Regions from separate parts of the Homo sapiens genome. Here all the other regions are linked to region 3. A link is a loop called in an ENCODE intact Hi-C map of the cell type or tissue named here. Cell type or tissue: heart left ventricle. All regions are shown on one strand.

What was found. A loop is a pair of places that touch in the nucleus more often than their neighbours do. Peaks named below come from ENCODE experiments on the same cell type or tissue, not always from the same donor. Only the 100,000 strongest peaks of a DNase experiment are listed, where the experiment ranks them.
Region 1: it touches region 3 in a loop (2.5-fold over the local background); 26 of 110 quality-filtered maps call a loop at or near these places.
Region 2: it touches region 3 in a loop (17-fold over the local background); 15 of 110 quality-filtered maps call a loop at or near these places.

What each region holds. Positions count from the first base shown.
Region 1 is chr22:37,161,030-37,163,529 of GRCh38, forward strand. It overlaps a transcript of IL2RB not described here. Among named protein-coding and RNA genes, the nearest start is that of IL2RB-AS1, 4.5 kb to the right of the region's middle. In heart left ventricle, no CTCF peak of the experiment used is centred here; no DNase peak of the experiment used is centred here; H3K27me3 peaks cover 377 bases.
Region 2 is chr22:37,259,763-37,262,262 of GRCh38, forward strand. All of the region lies in intron 2 of LOC107985576 (a long non-coding RNA gene), which reads right to left. Among named protein-coding and RNA genes, the nearest start is that of RAC2, 17 kb to the left of the region's middle. RefSeq lists an enhancer at 839-1,378. In heart left ventricle, a CTCF peak has its summit at 1,284 (motif pointing left); a DNase peak (open chromatin) is centred at 1,305; H3K27me3 peaks cover 2,500 bases.
Region 3 is chr22:37,076,441-37,078,940 of GRCh38, forward strand. All of the region lies in intron 10 of TMPRSS6 (transmembrane serine protease 6), which reads right to left. It overlaps LOC124905113 (a long non-coding RNA gene), which reads left to right and starts at 648. Exons shown (of 2, transcript XR_007068092.1): 1 at 648-888; 2 at 1,101-1,364. RefSeq lists an enhancer at 1,329-1,830 and a silencer at 1,418-1,557. In heart left ventricle, a CTCF peak has its summit at 1,535 (motif pointing right); a DNase peak (open chromatin) is centred at 1,521; H3K27me3 peaks cover 1,566 bases.

The DNA of each region.
Region 1 (2,500 bases), 85 kb after region 3:
ACTTGGGAGGCTGAGGCAGGAGAACTGCTTGAACCCCGGGAGGTGGAGGTTGCAGTGAGCCAAGATCGTGCCACTGCACTCCAGCCTGGGCCACAGGCAAGACTCCATCTCAAAGAAACCAAAACAAAAAAACGTGAAAACCTCCCATTTAAAATACTCGCCATTAATTCTAACTTAAACATGCAACAAAACTCCACCACCACAGCCGGCCCATATGTGAGGAAGCGCCACTTTCAGAGGGAGGAGTGCAGCTGAGGGTGGCATTGACAAAGGGACCCTCTGCCAGCCCTGTTTCTTCTCAGGTGCTGTCCTGGATATTTAGTTTACATCTGGGTGCGCTGCATCTTTGCAAATCTTTCTTGTGTTGGAGTTATCTCCTTTTTTAGGAGTCTCCTACCCTAACCAGTAAGCTGAAACTGCTTTTCCAGCCTCCCTTGCAGCTGGGACATAGGCATGTGACCAGGCTGCCCAATCAGAAGCCTCCATTCCAGACCTCAGGCTGGGAAAGTGAGCATGTGACCAGGTTCCTTCAATCAGAAGCCTCAGCTCCAGACCTCAGGCGGGGAGAGCATGTGACCAGGTTCCCCCAATCAGAAGCCTCAGTTCCAGACCACAGGCTGGGAAAGTGAGCATGTGACCAGGCTCCCCCAATCAGAAGCCAGCTCCAGACTGCTGACTGGGAGGGCATGTGACCAGGTTCCCCCAGTCAGAAGCCTGGGTTCCAGACCACAGGCTGGGAATATGATCATGTGACCAGGCTCACCCAATCAGAAGCCTCAGCTCCAGACCTCAGTCCTGAAGTGTGTGCGTGTGATTAGGCTTCCCCAATCAGAAGCCTCAACTCCAAGACCTGGAGGCTGGCGAGGGTGGTGTCGGAACATCGTGTCCAGGATGCAGCAATTCTCCAAGCCTCTCCAAGCTTCTCCAAGCTTCTCCAAGCCTGATTTGCGGGTCCTGCCAGAGATTCCTGAGCTTCAGAATATCCTGAATGATTCCTTTTCTAATGACAGTAGCCAGTAGAGTTTTTGCAACTGAAGTTCCTGGCTGACACAGGTGCCTTAGCCAAGTACAGGGGCATGCATATATTTAGTACAGATCTCAGATTTGAAATAGTCTTTAATTACAGCAATGACTGACCACGTTGGGTGATGGCGATCGAGTGAGAGGGCAGCGAGGGGAAGAGTGCCCGCCCCCACGGTTTTCTGTCTGCGGGGCCTTGGAGTAGGACCAGTGTTGTACCACAGGCCCTGGTGCCAGTGTGAGCATTGGATGCTCAAGGACAGTACGGGAGGTCTTTGATAAAAACCTCCTCTGCCTAATGTACTGGTGGGGTAGGTGACCCAAACATGGGGGAGAGCTGACCCTGAGCTCACAGCCCACCGACTTGCTGGAAGGCTACCTAAATGCGCACTTGGAAGGCCTGGTGAGGCCCACGCACACACCAGTTGGCTGGCTGACCTTGAAGCTGTCTTGCTAACTGGTTTATACTTCGGGTGACTGGTGAATAAAGAGGCTGCCAGAGCTTTCAGAACCAGCAGGGGCCCCCATGTTTGGTGAGTGGCTGGTTTCACTTTCAAAGTGAGTTAGAGACAGTCCCACTGTGAAGCCTCTACCACACGGAGTCACAAACCCATTCTGGTTAGTCTGAATCAGGTCAGGCACAGGCTCTGTTTACCAAATCCCTGACCCCCACCCCACCCCTCTACCCCAGATCAGAGATCCTACCACATGCCAGGGGTACTGGGGAAGAGGCAGGGGATTGTGAGGGCCAAAGGCTACCTGTCTGATTGACCGCATCCTACCCCTGCCTGCCTAGTTCTATACACCTCCTCACACTCTGCCCAGCAGCCAAACCACCAACACCCACACCCCAGCACCAGACCATGAGATGAGAACACTCATTTCTTCCCTTCGGTTCCACTTCATTTCAGTCCCACCCCTGTCCCCAGGCCAGAGGCTTCTCCCCAGGGGCATGAGCACTGGACTGAGGGTTTGGAGACCTAAGTTTGAGCCCCAGCAGTGCCTCCAACTCACTAGGGTCGCTCCCTGCAGTCATCACTGCTCTGGAGCTACAGACCGCAGGAACAGGCTGTAGCTAACCTGAGCCAAACAGAACTAGTTAGAGGATCTGGAGTGGTTCTCAGGTTCTGGAGGGAGCTGAAGACCCAGACCTCAGGGACGGGCAGACTCCAGACCAGCCGCACCTGCAGCTGAGTGTGGTCCAGCTGCAGAGACCCCTTTGAGGCACCAACCTCCAGCTGTTTGCTGGCTTCATTCATTAGAATTCAAAGAGTCTCATTGGCTAAGATCACGTCAAATGCCCATCCTCCAGCTGGAAAGGGTGGGGTACTTTGATTGAGAGTTCAACCAAGACTTCACCAAATGCAGGAAGGTAGATACCCCAAAGAGAAATGGGGGGGCCGCTTCTAGAAGCAGGAGGCCTGATGCCTACTGAGCAAGCAGGAACCAAAGATGCCCCGCAAGGACTGGCTTGGGTTGG
Region 2 (2,500 bases), 180 kb after region 3:
TTTCCAGATTGCGCGTGGCATCCTGTCTTCCCCGTCGCTCTGGGACAAAGCCCCCTCCCCTTCCTACCCAACCAAATCCTCTTCCTACTGGACCTTGGGGTGCCCCCTCTAGGCCCTCAGCAGTCACCACTCACCCCCTCCCTTTCTTAGCCCAGTCCCAACCTTATCGTGGAAGGGTAGGAACAGAGTCCCAGCCCAGCCTGCCTGTCCACCTTCAGGCACCAAACACCCTGAGGTCTGCACCAGCCGTTGCTCTAGCCCAGCGGTCCCCAACCTTTTAGGCACTAGGGACTGGCTTCGTGGAAGACAATTTTTCCACGGATTTGGGGGGATGCTTTTGGGATGATGCAAACACATTTATTGTGCACTTTATTTCTATTATTAATTGTAATACATAATGAAATAATTACACAACTCACCATCATGTAGAATCAGTAGGACCCCTGAGCTTGTTTTCCTGCAACTAGACGGTCCCATCCGGGAGTGATGGGAGACAGTGACAGATCATCATCAGGCATTAGATTCTCATAAGGAGCCTGCAACCCAAATCCCTCGTATGCGCAGTTCACAACGGGGTTCATGCTCCCATGAGAATCTTATGCCACGGCTGATCTGACAGGAGACAGAGCTCAGGCAGTAATGCGAGCAACGAGGAGCAGCTGTAAATACAGATGAAGCTTCTCTGGGGACCCCTACGCTAGTCCACAGAGGCGGGAGAAGTGGAGCGGCTTCTCCTCTCCAAACAATGCACCCCTCCATCCCCATCTCATCTCCTCCCATGGGCAGGTCTTGGGCAAGGCTTCATTCTCACTAGAAAAATCACCCTCCCTCCCCCATGGCCTTCCGGCTCCTGCCTTTCTCCTGGAGCCCTGGACCCGGGTGTCCATCCTCCAGCTCTGGGTGGTCCAGGGGCTTCTGATGCTGGGCATCTGGACATGGAGGTTGTGGGGAAAGGTTCCTTGAATAGTCGGGGAGAAGGGTGGAGAAGATCGGCCCTTGCCAGCAAGTCCTCTGTCAGGCCAGCATCCCATGGTTAACAAGCTCGTTCTGGGTCCATTTCTCTGGGTAAATGGCAGTGTACAAATAGAAGTCCCTGCCCCCAGAGAGCTCACATTCCAGGTGGGAGACAGACAATAAACAAGCTAGCAACAAATACAATCACAGTGGCAGGTGGTGAAAGCGCCATGAAAAAATGACCAAGGAGCCTTCGCTCACACACTGGATTTCTTCTGGGCGCGAGCAGAAAAACCGGCGAATCCTGATCAAGAAGGCACCCTCTGGTGGCCATATGAGGAATAGGCCACAGTGACACCAGGGCGGACGCTGAGAGACCCGGTGGGGCCATGGCAGTGTCCAGGCAAGGGGACGGAGGCTTGGGCCAGGGAGGTGATGGTGGGAAGTGTAAGAAGTGGCTGGACGGAGAGTTGGTATTGTAGAGGCTTTAGGACTTGCTGAGGGAGTCAAGAATGATGTTGGGTTTCATTCTTAGCACCTTGGCGGATGGAGGCACCATTTAACTAGGAGGGGGTGGCCGCGGGAGGAGTGGGCTTAGAGCATCCAGGAATCAAGCTTCTGTCCTGGACATTTTGGGTGAGAAGCCTGTTGAACATGAAGCTGTTGAGTGTTTGGATAGAATATTCTGGAAAAGGGGAAGGGTCCAGGCTGGAGGCATAAGCGTGGAGTTGTCCCAACGTAGATGGCATTTGCTATTGACCGAGTGTTTACATCCCTGAGAACGTATATATTGAATTCATATGTTGAAAACTAATTCCAGCGTGATGGCATTTGAAGGAGAAGCCTTTGGGAGATGATTAGGTCATTAGGGAAGGGCCCTCGTAAGTGGGCTTGTCACCTTTATAATACAGGCCCTGAGAGCTAACTAGCCCCCTCCACCACGTGAGGATACAGTGACGAGTTCACCATCTATGAACCAGAAAGCAGGTCTCACCGGACATTGAATCTGCTGGCACCGTGGTCTTGGACTTCCCATGCTCCAGAACTCTGAGAAATGAGTTTCTGGGGTTGTTGTTTTGTTTTGTTTTTTGAGACATGGTCTCACTCTGTCGCCCAGGCTAGAGTGCAGTGGTGAGATCTCAGCTTCGTAGTATATTTTGAAATCAGGTAGGGTGATGCCTCTGGCTTTGTTCTTTTTGTTCTAGATTGCTTTGGCTACTCAGGGCCTTTTGTAGTTCCATACAACGTTTAGGGTTTTTTTTTTTTTTTTTCTGTGAAAAATGACGTTGGGATTTTGATAGGGATTGCACTGAATCTGTAGCTCTTTGGGTGCTATGGACATTTTAACAATACTGATTCTTCCATTTCATGAACACAAGATATCATTCCGTTTATTTGTGTTTTCTTCCATTTCTTTTAGGACTCCAGAGACTAAGTCAGTATTTAAAGCAGCAGGAGGCCACCCAGGGAAGGAATGCAGCTCAAGACCCCATCCACCCAGCAGCAGCAGATGGTGGTGGGAGAAAGTCTAGGGGGCAAACTCCAC
Region 3 (2,500 bases):
ATACCACCACCAAGAAGATACCGTTGTTCAAACAGAGCAGGTGGGGGAATCTCCAGAGAGGCTGAGTCTTTCTCTCCTACCAGAGAACAGGTAGGAGCCCTCCCATCTCCAGGGCATGGGCCCAGGGGTTCCTCCTGCAGAGAGTCCGGTGCACCTCACCCCACAGAGCAAGTGGGCAGCGGCATGACTTCACAGAGTGGGTGCAGCCACTCCCCCAGGACAGTGGGACCCTCCCTCCACAGCAGCCGGGGGTTCCTTTTCATCCCAGGTGGGACACCCTTGCAGAACAGATGGGGACAGCTTCATCAGCTCATAGAAATGCCCTCCACAGAGCAAATCAGAGTGCTTTGCAGATGGGGGAAACACACTCAGGGTGCAGGTTGAAAATCTGCAGGGAGAGCTGAAAATGCCCCTGGCAGAGAAAGCAGATGGAAATCCAGAGAGCATCAGGAATGCCCCTGAAGGCCAGTGGGGACATCCCACAGCAAATCCAACACCCTGCGGAGCCGGCCATGATTCCCAAGGGCCAGGCACTTCCCCAGAACTTCTAGAATGTGGTAAGCACTTAACCGTTCAATAAGTTAATCAATTCCTTAGCCACCGAACAGCTGAAGATGAGCTTTGAGGCTGTTTTAACATCTCCAGGTGTGTGGCTGGGGCTGAGCCTCATTGGCTATGGCATCACAAGGCCTCATTGCACGGGGATTCTGAGGTTCAAGCAGCACCTCCACCCAGGGAGGGAGGAATTGCTCTCATCCCATTTTACAGATGAGGCTCAAGAGTGCAGGAGCCAAGGTGGAGCCAGAATCTTGCCTCAGGACCCAGAAGAGCTCACCTAGCTTGCTTGAGGGGAGGGCTCCGAATTCCCACTGCAACAGGAGCTCTGAGGTCTGAGCCCCCTACATGCCCCATGTCCTCCACACGCCTGGCCTAGACTCTGGCACCCCCCTAAGTCTATCTGGCCACAGTGACCACGATCTTACCCTTACACCAACCAGCAGTTCTCAAAGCACAGTCAGGGGACCCCTGGGGGTCCAAAAGTCATGTTTATAGTAACACTCAGATATCATTTGCCTTTTTTGCCCTCATTCTCTCATAAGGTGACAGGCGAGTTTTCCAGAGACTGATGTGTGACATCGGGACTGATTGAACTCGGAGGCAGATTCGAAGGTCCCGCCTGTAGTCTGTGAAGCCAGTTGTTAAAGAAATGTACAAAAATGTAAAATGACAGCACTCTTGTCACTAAATGTTTTTACTTTTGGAGGATGCAACTAATTTTCATAGAATGTTATTTATATTCAAATGTGTAATGGGCTTATAATTATATTAAAAGAATTAATAAACATTTTAAAATTTTGTTTCAATTTCTAATGCTGCAAGTATAGATCTATAACCTGTATAAGCAAAAACTCTTTAGGGTACTCAGTCATTTTGCGGAGAGTGACTGGGTCCTGAGGCAGAACAGGTTGGGAGCCGCCACCCCCGACCATGGTTCCCCCAGCCCAGCAGGGCCGGTGGGGGACGAGGCACCGCCAGGGGGCGCCCCTGAGCAAGCCTGGCCCTCTTGCTCTTGTAAAACCCAGGAAACGCAGGTTTTGGTGTCTGTTTGTCTATAAAGTTATCATGGATTGTTTTCCTCACAGAAGGACCTCAGGAAGTAGACAGGGGAGCCAGGGGTTGGGAAGGACTAGTGCGGGGAATGAGGAGTCAAGCGCATCCCATGGGCCTTGGGGTGTCCCTTCCCACAGTCACAGGGAGATTGTGGGGAGACAGAGAAGGAACCCAAGCCGGGGTTGGAGGGGAGTGGAACGTTTCACCCTAGAAGCAACTGCGTTGAGGACCTGTAGTGTCACCCAAGCCTTGGGCAGGGGCTGTAAGGCAAAGACACCTGTGCCTGCTACAGGAAGTTCTCTCAACCTCCAGGGAGAGTCCTAGAACCAGTCTGTAGCTGGCAGCAACCTTTCCCCAGGGCCTCACCGTGTACCCGGGAACCTGTCTGTCTGGGCAGTGTTTGGTTCTCACTCTGGAGGCCTGGAGCACGGGTAGAGGTGGTGGAATCCCTGGAACAAGCGTCTGCTTAGAAAGCGCCAGAGAGGAATTCAAGGCAGCGGCTGAAATCTAGTGGCCCAAGCGGAGTCACTCAGCGTAAAGACAATCTGTTTATGCACCATGTAGAAATTGCTTCATTGAGTCGCGAGCTAATTTCACATAATAATCCAGATTCCTGCTCCTTTAGAAGGAGAAGAGGAAGAGGAAGAGGAAGAGGAAGGAGGAGGCGGAGGAGAAGAAGAAGAAAAGATGAAGAGGAAGAAAGGAGAAAGAGAATGAGGAGAAGGAGGAGGAGAAGAAGAAGGAGGAGGAGGAAGAGGAGAAGGAGAAGAAGAAGAAAGAGGAGGAGGAGAAGGAAGAGAAGGAGAAGAAGGAGAAGAGGAAGGGAGAAGAAGGGAAAAGGAGAATAAGGAAGAAGAAAGAAGAAAGAGAAAGAAGAGGAAGAAGGAGA